Regions from separate parts of the Mus musculus genome. Here region 2 is linked to region 1. The links are chromatin loops, found by intact Hi-C in ENCODE. Cell type or tissue: heart. All regions are shown on one strand. Links, peaks and the distances in the headings refer to the core of each region. The heading gives the core; the rest is flanking DNA.

The links. Hi-C counts contacts between places; a loop is a spot of excess contacts. Peaks named below come from ENCODE experiments on the same cell type or tissue, not always from the same donor. Only the 100,000 strongest peaks of a DNase experiment are listed, where the experiment ranks them.
Region 2: it touches region 1 in a loop (9-fold over the local background); 5 of 42 quality-filtered maps call a loop at or near these places.

Annotation. Positions count from the first base shown.
Region 1 is chr2:105,225,882-105,235,494 of GRCm38, forward strand. The region is part of intron 1 of Them7 (thioesterase superfamily member 7); the gene reads left to right. Among named protein-coding and RNA genes, the nearest start is that of Them7, 6.3 kb to the left of the region's middle. In heart, for the core only: a CTCF peak has its summit at 4,640 (motif pointing left); a DNase peak (open chromatin) is centred at 2,710; H3K27ac peaks cover 41 bases; H3K27me3 peaks cover 1,024 bases.
Region 2 is chr2:105,066,855-105,076,467 of GRCm38, forward strand. No RefSeq gene overlaps it. Among named protein-coding and RNA genes, the nearest start is that of Gm38521, 55 kb to the left of the region's middle. In heart, for the core only: a CTCF peak has its summit at 5,885 (motif pointing right); no DNase peak of the experiment used is centred there; H3K27me3 peaks cover 286 bases.

The DNA of each region.
Region 1 (9,613 bases), core at 574-8,573:
ACTGTCTACTGGGGCTGGAATTTTCTCAACCCTCCCTGTAAAGGGTTCGCAGTGTAACCTGGCTCAGGCTCGACTGCTCTCTTTTGGCCTTTTTAGGGTCTCGCATACAACATTCTGCTTTCACCCTGGGAGCGTGGAGGCAGCTGAGGCTTGGGGCAGTTTCTGTTGGCTGGGACCTTTGGAGTAGAGAGTAGCTGGGCTCTCTCTCTCCCACAGGCTTGGGGGCAGGCAGCCATATCAGCCCCCTGACCCTTTAGCACCTCCTGCATCCTGCTGCTCACGGGAGGCTCGAAGGTTGGTGCATAGCGGGAGCTGCTTGTGAAAGATGTTCTGTTTGTGTTGGATTCCAGGCGCAGGGAATAATTAGGGGAGTGACATGCTGTTAAAGTTGAGGCTTTTCCTCGTGGGCTGGACTACAAGGCTGCTGGCAGAGGACATGTACGCCTGTGTGCCTCTGAGGAACCCCAAGCTGGAGATAGAGGAAGAAACTTTGGAATTTCCCATAGTTCCTTCTGGATGGACGACTGTCGAGAAGCCCTGGAAGTTACTGATGTGAAGTGAAATGCTTGATACTCAAGGCAGCTGAGGACCTTACAGGGCCCCTAGCCAAAGCCCTATGTCAAGTCAGCGTGTAGAGATAACAGTGCTGAAAGAACCAGATGTTCTGGGAAATGCCAGTAGCCAGCGAGGGAAAAAGTTCTTTCTTAGACTGTCCAGCCCAGTACCTGGCAGCACTGGCATATGGTGGATGTTTAATGACTGCTCTTTGAAGCAGGAAGCGTGTTTCCAGCCTGGCTGTGTCAGGGTTCTGCTAACATTAGATTTCATAAATACAGGCCCTGGGTTCACAGCCCTATCACGTCACTTCCAAGCTGTCTCTGTGGGAGGCTATCAGTGTGGTGCTGATGTCTATAGGGTGAGCCATGAGGATCAGAAGGAGTGTCTAGAACAGACTGTGGCACATGGTAATGGGACAAGTGACAAAAATAATCATAGACTGTAGACAAGGTAAGGGCTCCTTTATGAGGGAGATGGGGAACAGGGTCAGGAAGAGCTCAACAGCTAGGTAAAAGAAGAACGTTTTCATAGTCAGACTGCGTATGAGCTTCATTATTTTGGGGCTCCTTAAACTTTATATGTGTTTGTAAGTGTTTTAGCATTTGCTCAGTATGTAGTTAAAGCATGAAACCTTTGCTCTCCCATGCGATGGGCTGCCTTTCAGTTCTCCTCAGACCACTGAGGCATTAACTTGGACAACCTGCCTTATTCTTGCATGACTTTGTGAGGAAGTGCAGTTATTGCATCCAGTTCACAGGTGGGAAAACTGAGGCTGAACAGCTTTTTCCAGCCACAGGATTTCTCTGAACCCCGAAAGAGGATGTATCCTCTGCCATTTCCCTGGGTGACCATGCAACCCCATCCCTCCTCTGGGTACTTTCCGTAAGACACATTTTGGAAATGTACCCAGACTGGGCCTCCTGGAAAGGAGAAAGCCGGGTGCTCTGCTGTACATTTGGTGCCTGTTCTGCCCCACGCTATAGCCAGGATGCCTCCCACCAGCAGCCCAGGCCCGGGAGGCTGGGTTTAGGTGTCAAGGCTGGAACCTGCCTATTTCCTTCCTGTAGCTGTTCTAGGCTCCAGTCGCCATGGATTTATAGCCAATGGAGGGTACAGTATACACTTTGAAAGGAAGATGGGTGAGGAATTCACAAGTGTCTCTGAGGAGTTGGAACATTACCGGGGCATCTTCCTTCTAACCGATGCACACTACTCTTTTAAAGACCCAGAGAAGGCAGAGGCCCTCTTTCTACTTATTCTTGGTGCTCGGCTAGTATTCCTGTTTGGATCCTGTTTTTTAAAAACAGGGTCCTTACATTTAGACACATCGTGTGTGTCATTTAACACTAGATCATCAGATGAACTCATCTCCAGGACTGGGCCAGCTCCCCTGGGGACATTCAAGGACATGGTGCTAGTAAAATCAAAGGCTCTCCATGACAAAAAGACATTCTTGTGATTTTTAAAAAGCTAACACAATAAACTTAATATAAAATGTACCATTTGGACTCATTTTTAGGTGTTCAGTGGTAATAAGGAAACTGACAGTGTTGAGCAACAGTCACCACCAGGATTGTCCATCTCAGAGACTCCATTTTGTAAAGCCAAAACTCTGAACTGATTAACCTGTAACTTCTGCAGCCCCACCCCCACCCCCCGCCAGTCATGGCCCTTCTATTACTCTGCATAGCTTTGACTAATCTGAACATCGTATAGGAACCTCACAAACACATATGCTTTTGCACTTTGCTGATTTTATTTAACATAATGCCTTCGAGGTTCAGCTGTGCTATAGATCAGAACCTTCTTTTTAAGGCTGGGTCATGCTCTACTCTGTAGATATACCATTCATTATTTATTATTCATTCACGTACCCTTAGATACTTGGGCATCTGGATTGCCTGGATTGGCCTTCCATACATAATGGGGATTCCTCCTGGATCTATGTTAATTAGGTCTGAGTTGATAGAGAAATTACAAATCCTTTCACTAAACCAAGATGTCAAATTGAGTCCATAAGTTCTAAATTCCATTTTGAAGTGGCCATGGGTAGCTGTAGTTGTGTACTTGAGTGGGACTATGTGGGAGGAGCTAGGCAGTGACTCCTGGCGGGGCTCCCGATGAATTCTGTAGGGAGAAGGGCTATCTTAGGGGCAGTAGTTCTATGCTGGGGCCCTGTGCAGTCCAGGTCTTGGCAAAGCCTCAGGTATTTCTGTCCAGAGGTTGAAAAGTCAGCTGAACTGGTTGGAAAGCCAGGCCTGGATTGCACAGAGGAGGAATATACTTGCTTCCCAGACACATACTGACTGGGGGCTACTGTTGGGTCATAACTTTGAATGGATAGAAGGGTAGATTAGGAAAAAGCTAAAGGGGGAAGGTGGGACAGAGGGGTGTAATGTAACAACCCTCAAATGTCGCTTCCCTCAGCTCGCCTTTCCATGGTGTCCTTTTCTCCCCAAGGAAAGGTTTTGAGTCAGAGAAAACCAGTTTGTAGTTTGTAGATATTCCATATGTTCAGGCTGCTTTAGCAGTAGGCAGTTGATACATTTTATTCAGGGAGACTAGCTTTGTCTTCTGTACCTGTGGGTCCCCACGTTGTATTGAGGTACTGCAGGCAGCACAGTGTACACTCAGGGTGGCTGAGAGGTCTTTACAATGTTGGAGGAAAACAGCTGTACTCAGCACCTCTGTGTGGGATGTCCATGAACTACTGGCCCGAGTAGTTCATAGTTTCAAAGTGAACTTGCGCAGCATGCCTCTCCATGATGTCATATCTTTAGGATGCTTGGTTTCCTTTGGTTGTCTGATAGACATAGAGTTCCTTGTAAAATTCAGTGGAATAAGAAACAGCAATGGAGGAGACACGGGGGAGTTTCCTGTATTTTTGATTGGCACAGTGGTTATGTGGATATTAAGTATATTAAAATTCATTGAGCTGTTAAAATAAAGAGTAGTGGCATTCTTGTTGATTTCTCAATGCCTAATAAGTAATTGTGATTAGTGAAGAATGGAATAAAAATAGTACATTGAAACTTTCATATGTGCTAATTTTTCAAGCAGCTACTGAATTTTAGGGCATAGATACTTAATTCATTGACTGAACAAATTGAACTCTTAGTATATGTTCCATTCCAGGGCTACCATGCAAATTACTGACACAGTAAAGATACTATGTACCAAGAGAGTGTGGGAATCTCTTGCTTTATTCTATCAGAAACTACCCCAGATGTTGTATTTACTCTTAAGTATATCAGACTCGGGATTGGAGATGAGATGGCAAGAGAAATTAAACACTGCTTAGAGATTTTCCAAAGTAAATTCCTGCAATGGTTAATGTAAATCACCAACTTGACACAATTTAGAATGACCAGGGAAAGTAGTCTCTGTGAGGGATTGTCCAGGATTGCCCGTGAGCATGTCTGTGGAATCTTAGCTATGGTAATCGAGGTAAGAAGACCCACCCACTGTGAGTGGCGCCCTTCCGTGGGCAGGGAGATCCTAGACGGTATAGAGAGAGCAAGCTGAGTGACAGCCCACGTGTACGTGAAGTCACTGTTCTGTGACTACTGCCTCACCTTGACATCTCCCAAATGACGTGCTGTAATCTGGAACAGTGATTCAAGTCAGCCTCTCCCCATTTAGTTGCTTTTGCCGGGATATTTCATCATAGCAATGGGACAGGAAGCTAAGACCCTTGCATCCTTTGGTCACATAATGAATATGGATTGGCTGTATAAAATTTAGAAAGAGGAAACATGGAAGAAAGAAGCAGTCCACCTTCACTCCAGGTCATGAGGACTGCTACAACCTGGTGGATATTTTTTAGATTTTTTTCCCCCTGTGGGAGGAAAATTTAACACTTTACCAAACTTGGATCATATATACTGTACTTGGTTGTTAATTTAAACTTTTTATGGTTTTAGAGTCATCTTCCCAGTCAGTGTGCATACAGTCCAAATCACATGTAACGAATATCCATTGTTACTTTAAATAAACAAACAATTTCTAGGGAGAAAAGCTTCAATTCTGAAGCCTTTGCTAATTGTAGGGTGATTGCACTAACAGTGGCCCAACTCTGCCCCCTTGTGGCTGGATGCAATAATTAATCTTTTCCTATAACTTGTACAGTGTGAGGTAGGACTTGCATTCTGACACAGAGACTGTGGAATGAGATTTTTTTTTAAAGGAGTTCATAGTTGATAAGGAGATGTGAGGCTTCTATAAATAGGTGAATAACTATGAAACAAATGTTCCACTGTTGTCATGGGAGCCACAGTTAAAATTCCATATTGTCCTGATGATTAAAGGTCACGTCACACAGCAGCAGTAACAGAGGTAGCAGACATTATTGATTGCTTGTGACCCAGGAAGTGCTCTTTGCATTTTTCATTGAAAGCATAGAATTTATCTCTTGTAGGCCTTTAAATACTGGTAGAATTTTAGCCTAGAAGGCTGATGAGATGATAGAATGGAGGGAAGGGGGCAGTGCTCCATGCAGAGGATGGAGGGAGGGGGAGGTGCTCCATGCAGAGGATGGAGGGAGGGGGAGGTGCTCCATGCAGAGGATGGAGGGAGGGGGAGGTGCTCCATGCAGAGATGGAGGGATGGGGAGGTGCTCCATGCAGAGGATGGAGGGAGGGGGTGGTGCTCCATGCAGAAGATGGAGGGAGGGGGAGGTGCTCCATGCAGAGGATGGAGGGATGGGGAGGTGCTCCATGCAGAGGATGGAGGGGGTGGTGCTCCATGCAGAGGATAGAGGGAGGGGGTTGTGCTCCATGCAGAGGATGGAGGGAGGGGGCAGTGCTCCAAGCAGAGGATGGAGGGAGGGGGTTGTGCTCCATGCAGAGGATGGAGGGAGGGGGTTGTGCTCCATGCAGAGGATGGGGTGAAGGAGTGGTGCTCCATGCAGAGGATGGAGGGGGGATGGTGCTCCATGCAGAGGATAGGGGGATGGTGCCCCATGGAGAAGCTGGAGGGATCTGCACAGTAGGAACAGGCTTTACAGATCCGTAGGGGTGGAGTGGGCAGTGACAGGAAAGGATCTTAAATCCCATGCTAAAAACACGACGTTGGCTCTGTTGACAGGTAGAGAATCAGAGATCCGAGCTTTTTGATGGACAGTCATTGGATCAGAACTGGGCTTTGGGACAGTTACACTTCAGCAGTGTGGAAGATGAGAGAGTCAAACCGAGGGACCAGTTAGGAGGATACAGCCGTGGTCCAGCTGGGCTCTGATACAGTTCTGAAGAGGGGAAGGAGATGAGTCTGAACTTGGTTAGGATGTTTCTCTTTTCCAGCGGTTAGATGGTAGCTGGAAAGCAGAGCAATAACGTTTCTCCTTTTCCAGTGTGGGTAACAGCAAGGGTTTCTCAGAACAGGAACAAGCAGGATTTGGACTCCATGGGTGGCAGAGACCTGGCTTTGTGCTGTGAAGGAAAGAGCAGCAGGTTTACAGCTGTTTTAAAAGATGGCATACTTGATGAGACAACGGAGCTCAGTGTGCCTCCCACAACGATCAGGTTTAGTTTACGAATGCTTCTTAGTATCCTAAACACCTGCAGTTGTGAAGCTCAAAGCAAGGTCTGCCAGTCTCAGAACCTTCTTGATGGGTTCAGCTGTGTTCAGAGGACGTGGCAGCCGCCTCTGAAATGCAAGCTAGGAACATAAGTCGGTACTTATCCTTACAGTAGGAATGAATGCGACCCCACTCCTAGCGCGGTGTGGTCTGTCTTCGCTGGGACCACGTGGACATGTCCTCGGAGTTGGAACAACCATGGTGTAGATAGAAGTGATTCTGTTGATGATCTCTTTCTCCGTAACCACCGGACTTTTCTGCCCCAGTGGTCCTTTTAAATACTCTTCCTGGAGAAATTACTTTGAACTATAATTTTAAAAGATGAACTAACTTGGATGAGGAAGGAAATATTGGGTACTTCTAGGGTCTAGAATTCGGGAGGCTCTACATGGCTTTCACCCCTGAATGTCAGAGACTGTTTTCCTGCTCATGAGCAAAGAGGTGTGACTGAATACCATATATAAAAAAGTGAGTTTTGAGTGTGTGGATCACTAATTAACATGCTTGAGTTGTCTCTAACCTTACTGGAACCATAATTCAAAGCTGATTTGGCATTAGTACACAACGGTATCATATTTCAAGCTCTACCAGATCTGAGTTATGTACTTTATTACTTTTTAACTGTTTAAATGACATTCGTGTTAATAGGCTTTAACATCAACAGGCAGATGGTTGGGACGGCTCATGGCTACTTGAGTCTTCATGGCTAATTGGGCACACATGTACTAAATTTGCCCCTCTACTTGGAAGTGAAGGATTTTTTTTACTAAATATGAGCAGATTTTTTTTTCAATACCAGGCAGCTTATTTTCATTTGCTTAAGTAGTCTTAAAAACACGAACCGTTTTTCAGCATCATGTCTTAATGTGTTAACAGTTTTGGTTTTAAAGAACAGATTTCTTTCAGTGGCTTAAATGAGAATTCACACAAATCATAACCTTTTAATTAAAGGCAATATGTTTTCATGCCAGACGTTCTGAAGAATTTCCAGTGACCCAAGAAGGAACACATTTCTGGGCTGGAAGTATGAGTCTGGGACCCTTCAGAAGCCTGGCAGAAAGGCCTGATGGAGGATTTGAAACAGGAAAAAGATTAATAAAAACAACATCAGGGCAGTTTTCAGCTCACGTGATGTGGGTAGTAACATAATTTTCTGTATCATAGGATGGTGCTATGAAGCGTTGGTGTTGCCAAATACTTCTAACCCAAACGCGCACATATGACTGCCGCCGCTGGCTTTGGCATTGCAAAGACATCCCAGGAAATCTGGATGAAGCTAGCAGAAGTTATTATGTTTCAAAGACAATTAGGAAGGGTCTGACCAGCAGACTGGAAAACAAGAGACTTAGATGTTTGAAACTGGAAGGCTCCTTGAAAACTCTTGCTGTCCAGTTATTACCGAGGCAGCTTGTTGGGAAATCGAATATTCCTCGGGTGAAACAAAAAGACTTAGGGACCAGGAGGTAGACAGTTTCTAATGTAATCACTGCCTGGCTCTCACCTCGCCCGTCACCAAGCATGTGATCTTCTCGGTTTCTGTTTGTTGTTCTAACGGTGACTATATGGACTTTTACCAACTCACAACGCTTTTGTGAGGATCCTAATGAGTATATAGATGGGTCTCTCTTCATTATTTGCATCCTTTTATTTTCCCATTTTAACAGTTACAAAACCACTAAAGCATTACACAAATTTAAGTGTGTGTGTGTGTGTGTGTGTGTGTGTGTATGGAGGTCAGAGGTCAACCTGAAGTAATTTCTATAATTGGCTCTCTATCTTACCTTTTCAAGACAGGGTCCGCCACTAAACCTGTGAAACTCACCTATTTGCTTAGAGCAGCTTGTCCAAAGGCTCTAGGGACCCACCTGTGTTGGCCCCTCAGAACTGGGGTCCCAGTGTGTGATATCCCAGTCAGCTTCCATGAGTGTTGTGGATCTCAACTGAGGGCCTCCTTGGGCAGCAAGCAGTTTACAAATTGACTCTCTATGGACCTGAATAAAAATGTGTGGATAAAGACCAACCTTCCCAATAGAGTTCCTCATGTGATGGTGACCCTCAACCATAAAACTATTTTCATTGTTACTTCCTAACTGCAGCTATGCTACTGTTATGAATCATAATGTAAATATCTGTTTTCTGATGGTCTTAGGTGACCTCTGTGAAAGGGTCATTTGATCCCCGAAGGGGTCATGACCCACAGGTTGAGAACCACTGCCTTCCAACCTTGCTTCAGGGACTAGTTAGTACTTTGCCTGGGTGAGGAAATGTTCCCTGGATAGGAGAGACCAACAGACGGACTGACTGACTAAATGAATGGTCCTCTTTTCTCTACTTTTCCTTCCTCCTCCGGAGAATTGTGCCAAAAATAAAACTAAACACGTGGCTTGGGATTGTTCAAGAGTTTTAACCAGGTGCAGCGTGCTGGGACCCATCCAAGTTTGAGCTGTGTACATGAACACAGTCTATTCTGATAAAGGTCCCAGCTTTGTATGAGTGCAGGATGTCTGGTGGGATTTTTCCCTGTGACAATTGGATCAGCTACCCGAGCCCCAGTTGTAAACACATCTCAAAGCCAGAGACACTTCCCTCTTCCCTTCTCTGCTTCCCACTGCTCCAGAGTCTCCTTCTGCCTCCTTGCTGCTCTTGCACGTCTGATGAAGGGTATCCCGGAAGCCAAGAGGGGGAGTCTTCCTGTACACGGAGGGGGAGAAATGTCTGCATTCTTCCTTTCTTTCAAGAAAGGAAGGTAGATTTTAGGTTCCTGTCCCCTACATCTGCATGGTCAGCTGAGATGACCCCTGGCTCTTAATGCTGAGAACTGAGACATTCAAAGAGCAGAGTGGCCTGCAGGGGAGGGAGGTGGTGACCCCTAAGCTCAGCTGAGACCCATTGACTCTAAACTAAAGAGCAATAAACGGTGGTGAGCTGGAGGTGAGAGAAGTTGCCTGAGGTCCACTCTTGTGAGGAAGGGAGGACATTTAATAGTGTACAGTCAAAAGTGGTGTAGTCGAGTATGGAGCAGGGGTTTCTGGCCTTGTTTGCTTTATCCACAAACAAGTTGGCTTTTACCCAATGTATATCAGACTTCAAGGTATGTTTACTTGAGGCCAAAAGAGAGCTTCCTTCTGATACACCCTCGTTGTTCCCTGCGATAAGTAAACTGAAGCTCAACATGGAGAAGTCATGCCCCAGGTCACAGACCTGAGTGGCAAGGTCAGGACCCAGGTTTAGCACCTTATTCTAGACAGACGGGTAGAATTAGTTTCATGAATCCGAGGTGCAGTTATTGAGCGCCTACTGGATACAGCCATGCAGTCTGTTTTCTTTTCTCTTTTCTTTCTTCTCTCTTTTCTCTTCCTCGAAGGTTAAGGCAGCTGTGACATCCATTTGGTGCCTTAACTGTCTGAAAATCTCAGGGCCAGCAGGGGCTTTCTTGGGTTACCCCAGCAAGAGATCTTCGCAAGTCAAACACTATTAACT
Region 2 (9,613 bases), core at 1,039-9,038, 160 kb before region 1:
CATAATGGGATTCTGTCTCAAAATACATACATACATACATACATACATACATATAAACAAAAATAATGATTTAAATAAAAAAGGGATGAAACTTACATTTTCATACATGTACCTGGCCATTTCTAAGGAAAAACTAGAAATGAAATTGCTGGTCCTAAAAAAAATATGTCTGTATGGGGCTAGGGATGTGACTCAGTTATACAGCATGCTTGACTAAGATGCACAAAGCCACGGGTCCTCTGGGCATCGCATAGACTAGGTGTGGTGCAGCGTGCCAGCACTTGGAATGTGGAGGCAGAAAGATCAACTTCAGATACAGAGTGAGTTCAAGGTCATGTTCATATATGCAAGACAGAGAGGGAGAGAAAAGAGGGAATGGGAAGGGAAGGAAGGAAGGAAAGAAAGAAAGAAAGAAAGAAAGAAAGGAAGGAAGGAAGGAAGGAAGGAAGGAAGAAAGAAAGAAAGAAAGAAAGAAAGAAAGAAAGAAAGAAAGAAAGAAGGAAAGAAAGAAGGAAAGAAAGAAAGAAAGAGAAAAAGAAGGAAAGGAAGGAAGGAAGGAAAGAAAGAAAGAAAAAAAGAAAGAAAGAAAGGAAGAAGGAAAGGAAGGAAGAAGGGAAGGAAGAAGGAAAGAAAGAAAGAAGGAAGGAAGGGAGGAAAGAAGGAAGGAAAGAAGGAAAGGAAGGAAGAAGGGAAGGAAGAAGGGAAGAAAGAAAGAAGGAAGGGAGGAAAGAAGGAAGGAAAGAAAGAGAGAAAGAAAGAAGGAAAGAAAGAAAAGAAGGAAGGAAAGAAAGGAAGGAAGAAGGGAAGAAAGAAAGAAAGAAGGAAGGAAGGAAAGAAAGAAAGAAAGAAAGAAAGAAAGAAAGGAAGGAAGAAGGGAAGAAAGAAAGAGGTGAAGAGAGGAGGGGTCTTTTTCACAACAAGATGTATAGTACAAGGCAGCATCTTATGCCAGCCTCCACAAGTATGAGTGCAGTTTGAGCCATTGCAATGGGAACCAGATTTCCAAACAGTGGGGGTGGAGCTGCAGAGAAAGCAACACACCACTGTCCTTCTAAGGCTGGAATAGTAGATCTGCCTCTTGGAACCTGGAGGAGCTTGAGTGTTAGACATATGCAGCTAGAGTCAAGAGCTCCGGGGTACTGGTTAGTTCATAATGTTGTTCCACCTATAGGGTTACAGATCCCTTTAGCTCCTTGGGTACTTTCTCTAGCTCCTCCATTGGGAGCCCTGTGATCCATCCAATAGCTGACTGTGAGCATCCACTTCTGTGTTTGCTAGGCCCCGGCATAGTCTCACAAGAGACAGCTACATCTGGGTCCTTTCGATAAAATCTTGCTAGTGTATGCAATGGTGTCAGCGTTTGGAAGCTGATTATGGGGTGGATCCCTGGATATGGCAGTCTCTAGATGATCCATCCTTTCGTCTCAGCTCCAAACTTTGTCTCTGTAACTCCTCTAGCTGCATATGTATCAAAAGATGTATATGCCCCAGTACAGGGGAACGCCAGGGCCAAAAAAATGGGAATGGGTGGGTAGGGAAGTGGGGGAGAGGGTATGGGGGACTTTTGGGATAGCATTGGAAATGTAATTGAGGAAAATATATAATAAAAAATATTAAAAAAAAAGATATTTAACACGTGGGGTCCATTTTCCTCAGATGTAAAACAGGGGCAATAACAGAAGCTGCCCCACAGTATTGGTGCAGAGATTAAGAGGAACTCCGCAGAGGGCATTCAGCATGGAGCAGGAAGCAGCTGGTGAATGGTGAATGGTGATCTCGTCACCCCACTGATTCTCATGGGTGTGGGTGTGGACATTCTCATGGGCACATGGAAAAAGGGACGATCCTGTGCCCACAACCCATCTCTGAAAACTTGATGAAGTGCTCACTCATCTATCTTTTCCTGGCAATAGAGGGTATGATCTCCATGTTGAAAGGCAAAACTCTCCTACATGAGATAGTCTATTGTTAATTGAAGATGGGGTATCTTTAGCCAAGAGGGGGCTTAGAACCTGTTTTGCATCTAAATATTTCATTCTCTGCTCATGGCATGGGGTTAAGAAGTTTGAAGGCTGCCTTCCTCACTCACAGGCTCAGAGCTTGTGGCTCTAACTCTCTGTGCTCTTTTTCTCCTGCCGTCAAAGAATAATATCACCTCTCAGAGGGGTCACAAGGATTCCACGCACTAACACAGCAAGGGCACTTGGCCTTTGCAGTGTAGGAGATTGGTAAACATCTCTGAACCCAGATCCCATATCCACATCCCAAGCAGCAACTAGTGATCTGGGCACATAAAACTTCCAGCATTAATGAGAAAAGACATCTGCTTTGAGGAATAGCCCTCTCTTTTATTCCTATAATGATCAATTGCCTTTCCCTTTCATATGCTGTCTAAAAACCCACAGTGACCCTGACTTATAACCAAGATAAGAAAACACAAATGATAAGGACCCTCATGAATCTCCTAACACGTCACAAGGCTAAAGAGTGATTAGTTTGACTCCCCATCTTCCACCTTTGTCAGTACAGACAAACTCTGAACTGGTCAAGAGGTCCAGGGGCATCGGCAGCCCAGCAGACCAGGATAGAGGGAGTGTCTGAGTTCACAGTAGTTCTCAAAAGGTGTCAGTAAACAGAGCCATGGCTTCTGTGGAACCAGCTGTGAATGGTACATTCATCCCACTGGGAGCAGCGACCTTGTCATTATGCCAGAAACTTCTTCAGCAAATTCCAATTTGAATTTAGATTTTTACTGGGCTCAGGGTTTCATATATATTAGACAAGTGTTCCAACTAAGCGACACACCGAGCCCTTAGTTTATAAAGAAAGTCTCACCATGTGCCCTAGGCTGTCTTTGAACTCTGCTCACCTATCAAGTTCTGTGATCAGAGGTGTGTACCTACATTTTATCTGTAGTGTGAGAAGGGAGCAGTCAGAACTGGAAAGAAGAAAATGCTTGGGGGAGTCAGAAGCAAAACTTCACATGAAAATGAGATTGTGGTCATAGTCATCCTCTGGCTAACTTGTAGGATAGACGAAAATGGCTTCACCCTCCTGCTTCTAAAGTAGGGACAGGCCTCCAGTTATCAAGTTCTGAAGCCAATAGTTGGCATTGAAGCTTTGATTTGATTAATACCTATACTCATATGGTCCCAATCCTGGATTCTAACAGGCACATGGAGCCTTCTGCCTTGATTCACCATCTATCTCTGTTGCATTGACTGGAAGTGAAAACCCTGTTATTCCTCATGTCTTCTGGTTTGTTTGTTTGTTTATTTAGTTTCTTTTCTTTCCTCACACCCTGTTCACTTTGCTGGAAAATTCTTCTGATCACACCTTCAAACCACATGTGAGCCAATATGATCTTTGTGTGTATTCGCTTTGGGCGGTAGGAGTTAACCCAAGGCCTCATACACACTAACTGCTTTTTCCCTCCTGTCTTAGAGTTTCTATTCCTGGACAAAAACATCATGACTAAGAAGCAAGTTGGGGAGGAAAGGGTTTATTCAGTTTACACTTTCCACATTGCTGTTGATCACCAACGGATGTCAGGACTGGAACTCAAGCAGGTCAGGAAGCAGGAGCTGATGCAGAGGCCATGGAGGGATGTTACTTACTGGCTTGCTTCCCCTGGCTTGCTCAGCCTGCTCTCTTATAGAACCAAGACTACCAGCCCAGAGATGGTACCACCCACCAGGGGACCTCTCCCCTTGATTACTAATTGAGAAAATGCCTTGCAGCTGGATTTCATGGAGGCACTTCCCCAACTGAAGTTCCTTTCTCTGTGATAACTCCAGCCTGTGTCAAGTTGACACAAAACTAGCCAGTACACCTCCTCTTCCCTTCCCACCTCTCTCCCACTACGTTACACTTCCAGCCCACATTTGTGACTCCCAACCCCTTTGTATTTATCTTGTACCTAATTTACATTTCCTCATTGTCTTCCCTTGGTCTGTGGCTGTCCCTTCCATCTCTTTCCATCAGCGGACAGAGAATCCAGCCCTGCATCCTAATAAACTCTCTGCATCATCCCTCTCCTTTGAGAGGAGTCCTCCCTAGGGTTTTCAGGACGTCAGAGCTCCAGCCCATTGCCCGCCTGCTCTTCTCATGCTCACCGAATTCTTCAACTCTTTGTTCAACACCTACACAGTTGCTCTTAACTGCTGAGCCATCTCTCCAGCCCTCTCTGTGTATTTCTTATTTCATTTATTGTTGAACATTTATTGGGCTTATGATATGTATTGTTTCTTGGGACAGAAAGACAAAGCATATGCCCTCCCTTGAGGATGACTGTATCTGCTGGATCACAGTGATCTAATGTTATTTTACTTAGTGATGTCCAGTAATATGCTAGAATACTATTCTTATTAAGGACTCTGGAGAAATTGGCATCTAAAAGGGGTGTTTGTTTATGTCTGTATGTGTATATATGTATACACATATATTTATATTTATGTATATGTATGTACCTTCATTTCCCACAGATAGTTTTGGGAGATTTAAACTACCTTTGACTGTAGCTCTTGACTCCTGCTTATAGTTTGGGAAGCTGTATATATTTTGGGGTTATATGGGTTTTAAACTTTTGACTGAGCACACAAAATGATGGATTTTCCTATGCTATTTTCATCCATGAATGTCATTACATTTTGTTCTTCTCTGTCCCCCTTCCCATTCTTCTTCTTCATTCCCTCTAATCTATTTTTTTTAATTTTATGTGTATGAGTGTTTTGTTTGTGTGCACATCTGTGCAGCACATGTGTGCCTGGTATCAGGAGAAGTCAGAAGAAAGTGTTGGATTTCCTGGAACTGTGATGGCTGTAAACTGCCCTGTGGGTGCTAGTCTTCAAGCCTCGGCCTTCTGAAAGAGCAACCAAGTGCTCTTAACCACTGAGCGATCTCTCCAGCCCCTCCAGCCCCCTCCTGTTAGCTTTCTACAAGCCACACTCCCATTCTGCTTTCACATCATATGTTCTATTACCTTCCCCACCTCTGCTCTCTCCTGTTAGCTTTCTTTCTTTCCTCTCATGGTTTCCTTTCATGTAACATACACACACACACACATACACACACACACACACACACACACACACACACCCCTCTAGATTCCTCATGTGAGAAAACAAGTAGCATTTATTGTTTTGATAGTGGCTTATTTTACTTAACATAATAATCTTCATTTCTATCATTTCCCCAAAAGTTGTGATTTCTCTTTTTCTCATTAATTAATTAGTTTGTCTCTTTGTTTTACAGATGAATCAAGTTCCAGTGTGTGTCTGTGCCACATTTTATCCATTCGTCTATTGATGGGCCTCTAGTTGCTGGTTCTGTTCCTGCCTATTGCAAATAATGCAGCAATAAAAGTGGCTATGCGAGTCCCTCTGTAGCATGTTAATGTAGAGTTCCTGGGTAGATACCCACAAGTGGTGCAGCTGAGGTATGGTAGTTCTATTTCTAGTTATTTGGATTTCCATAGTGGCTGTATTGCTTTATGCTCCCCTTAGCAGTGAACAAGGGTTTCTCTCTCCTCACACCCTTACCAGCATTTGCAAGATATACAAATGACACTAGCCATTTTTTACTAGACTAAAAATCAAAGTGTTTAATTGGCATTTACTTAAGGTTTTTTTGTTTCAATGTTTTGTATTGCAGGGTTGTAGGTCATTAAATTGTTAAAGTTAACTGGGTAGAATAGTCTACACTTTTAATCCTAACACCCAAAAGAGGGTTGTTGCAGTTGAAGTCTAGCCTGGGCTACGGTGTAAACTCTCTCTTAAAAAGGATTTTTGCGGCAGTGTTAGGGTACAGGGCTAGCAAGGAGACTGCTCAGTGAGTGGAAGCCCTTGTTCACAAGCTTAATGCTGTGACTTGGATCCCTGGATCCCACAAGGTGGCAGGAGAGAACAAGTTGCCTAGAGTTGACCTCCACATATGTATTGTGGCATACTGTGCCTGCCCCCCCGCCCCATAGACACATGTGAATAATTCGATAAATTAAAAAACCACATCAAAACATTTTAAACTTGACTCCCTGGTCTCAAAGGGCGTTATAACCTTTATATGCTATAACAGACTTTAAGAACTAATGCTTGCTAAGTGTTCTCTTGTGAAACTCAATTAACCTATTGGAAAATGTAAAGACTCCTTCTTGGTTCAGAATTGAAGACATTTTATCTAACTATGGTATTCTTCTTTGTAGGGCTGGGGACAGAATCAAAACTTGTGCAGTTAGGCAAGCTCTCCATCCCTGAGCGGGTACTCACATCTATCTAATGCTCTTCTTTCTCTAGGTGGCCCGTATCACTCAGAGTTAATGACATGAAAGGTAGTGATCTCCTTAGCTCTATCTGTTATTTATGTTGGTGGGGTTATTGTTGCATCCTGTAAACAGAGCTTCTCACCTCCAGTGACCTTGACTTTTGGCTGGATGACTCTGTCATGGGTTACCCTGTGCATCACAGTCGAGTATCACATCCCTGGCTCCTCCCACACCAGATACTGGTAACCCTTGAACTCCAGAGTTGGGACAACTGAAGTTAGGTCTGGATATTGTTCAGCTTCTACTAAGAAGTGGAATCTCCCCCAGTTGACAATCAGTGCTCTAGAATTGTCAAGACATTGGTATTCCTAATCTGTTTATTCCTGATCTGTTTCAGACTTTATGGGGAATGATGATTCTGGTTTTCTTTTCCAGAAAAAAAAATCTATAAGTTTAGGTAGTTTTTGTGAAGTCCAGAAAATAGAATTTTACTAAATAATATATAACAGCAACAATTATTGTTTTGTAGTGATGTAGAATACATTCCAGGTATTCTGAAAGAATTTCTACAATTCAGTGGCTCTCTTAGGACCAAGGCTACTAGATGGGGATGGTGGTGGTGGTGGTGGTGGTGGTGGTGGTGTGTGAAGAAGGGTAGAAATGTTGTATAACCCTGAGTCTGGACACTTGACTCACAGAAGGTTAGTAAACAGCCTCAAACACAAGGAACCCAAATACTAGATGGGCTGCAGTTGAGAGATTGCCCAGAGGAATTCTGGGTAGATGTATTCTTCAGCATTCTTTCAAATGACTATTTTCCTTTTGTTTTCCTTCACCCACTCTATTAGGCTCCTGCTTTCAACATCTCAAATACTCAAGTCCAGCCTCTACTCTGAACTTGCTGTGGCCTTGAGAAATCATGCTTTGAGGATAGAGGTGAGGATTGAGGCTTAGCAAGAAGCTAGGAGATGATGTTTGAACCTTGCAGACACACTGGGGTCCGAGATCCCAGACAGGTGGGTCAGGTGAGGAAAAGGGAAGTGTACATTCCACGCTGGAGCTGCTCAGACTCCAATGGTCTGCACAGGCCAGTGGAAGGGGCTGGAGGAGCCTGGGGCTGGTAGATTTATGTCAGGAAAGCAGTATAGTAAGAAGAGATTAGGAAGAATTTCAAAGGGTGTTTGAGGGGTCACTTCTCCATCTGAGCGTCTGGGACACTGAGCTCTGTCTGTGAGGACCTGGGCCGGTGCCAGCAGAGGGAGTCTGAGAAGCCTGAAGAATGGAAGGTCACCGGCAAAGAGGGCGTTTGATAATTATATCCCTGTTTCCTTGAAGGTACCAGTGTCCTTGATTCTCCAGCTTCAAAGAGAGCTGCCTCTGAAGTGGGGGGGACACTCACACCTGCTGTGCTGCTGTGTGGCTGCAGACTCAACAAGACAATAAGTCTGTTGACATTTTCAAGGCCACATTCATAACCCAGGCCCTGGGAAGTTTCTCTTCTTTGTTTCTCTCTAGAAGAACATGAAGACATTAGTGTGCCCAGGACTGTCTCTGTACTGGGTCCCAAGGAAAGGTTTCACCTTACATTCTGATGCTCTATGGGTTCTACAGTCTAAGCTACCACTTCACCGTTTTCTTTCACCATAAAGGGACCATCGTGCCTTACGATTATCCAGGGGTCAGTACACAACATAACTGTCATAGCTGCTTTTCTTTCCATGTATTCCTCTTTGGAGATGCTGCATCAACCATCTTAAGAAGGATCCACAAGGTTCTGCTGTTCATAGTCCTCTCCTAGCCCTTGATTCTGATAGGCTTTTATAGAGAGGACAGGGGATCCTGTCTGTCTACTACACAATGAATATGATCTAAAAGTGGATTTCCAAGGCTTAGGAAGTGACTTGGTTGGTAAAGTGCTTGTCACGCAAGCATGAGGACCTGAGTTCAGATGCCCAGAGACTCATGTAGAAAACTAGGTGAGATGTACCTATAACCCCATTGCTGGAGAGGCAGAGACTGGTGGATTCCTGGACCTCACTGGCCAGCTGTCCTAGCTGAATTAAGCTCTGGCTTCAGTGAGAGATCTGCCCTAGAAAATAAGCTGAAAAGCAACTGAGGAAGACACCACATGTTAACCTGTGGCCTCCACCCCATGCACACTCCCATACAAACACATTCATGTGTCATACACACAGACCACATGCAAAAGACAGGACGCAAGCAGAATTCCTACTGACCAAATAAGTGCAGCTGTTGCTTCCTCATCCCAAGTTTCCATGGGCTGCCTGAACCCTCCCAGGGGGAAGTGGATAAGTTCAAAACCAGATTCTAATTTAAAGCTCCTTTTGCTCAAAGAGCAGAAAACTGAGGACTGGGTCCCTGCCCCTGAGGCTGTCCACAAAATGAACCGAATACATGGAACCTGAACACAGACCTGTTCATGTGTTGTTTTTAACCACCCTTGTAGACCAGGACTTCTCTAGAAAACTCAGGTGCTGACCAACACCTAGAAACTAGGGAGAGAGAAATGTCTACCACGTTTTCCTGGCCTGAAAATGATAAATATTGGATCCATAGGCAAAATGTCCCCACAACAATGAGTGTTCCTGTGATATGGTAAAAATCCAGTTTTACGGATGACATGTAAGTAATGGATCTTCCCATGTTGAAGGGAGATTCCCACATTCCCCACCCCCTTCCACTCTTTTTATTGTTCTGAGAGCTTCTACTCCCTCCAACAAGAGGCATGACAACTATGTCACCTAGAACAGGACGAGTGCTCCACACACCGGCTCCTGCGTCTCTTGGGATCCTGGGATTCTGAGCTCTTGGCTGTGATTTAATGAGGGGACCCATGGGGACAGCCCCAGGTGCTATATCTCATACCCTTGCTAACTGCCAAGGGAACATTTAGTCTGTTGACTTTATTCAGTTATGCTAGTCTGGCAACAGTACCTGGGACTGTATATTACTTGGATGCTTAATTTATTTGGTGTGGAAGGCTCTCTCTTCCACTTTAGCTGTCTCATAGCAGAAGATGAAAAACCATTTCATTTGCAAGTCGTAAAAACTTTAACAGACTTGCGCCTTAAAGAGCAAGGGACTCCTCTGACGTACAGAGTATTAACAGGGGCTCAAACAAGCACTGTTGATGTAGTTTTCCCTAGGAGAGAAATTATGGTGCAAACCTGATTGCAGTAAAGTCAGCATGGGAAATAATGGTTTCCTCTGGGTGCTAGCCAGTCTGAAGGGAACACAATTATGAACTGTAATTAGGGGAATGGAGGGAGGAATGATGGGGCCTTTGTCACAGTCCCCTCACCTTCCCCGAGTCCTTTCCAATAATCCTCGGGC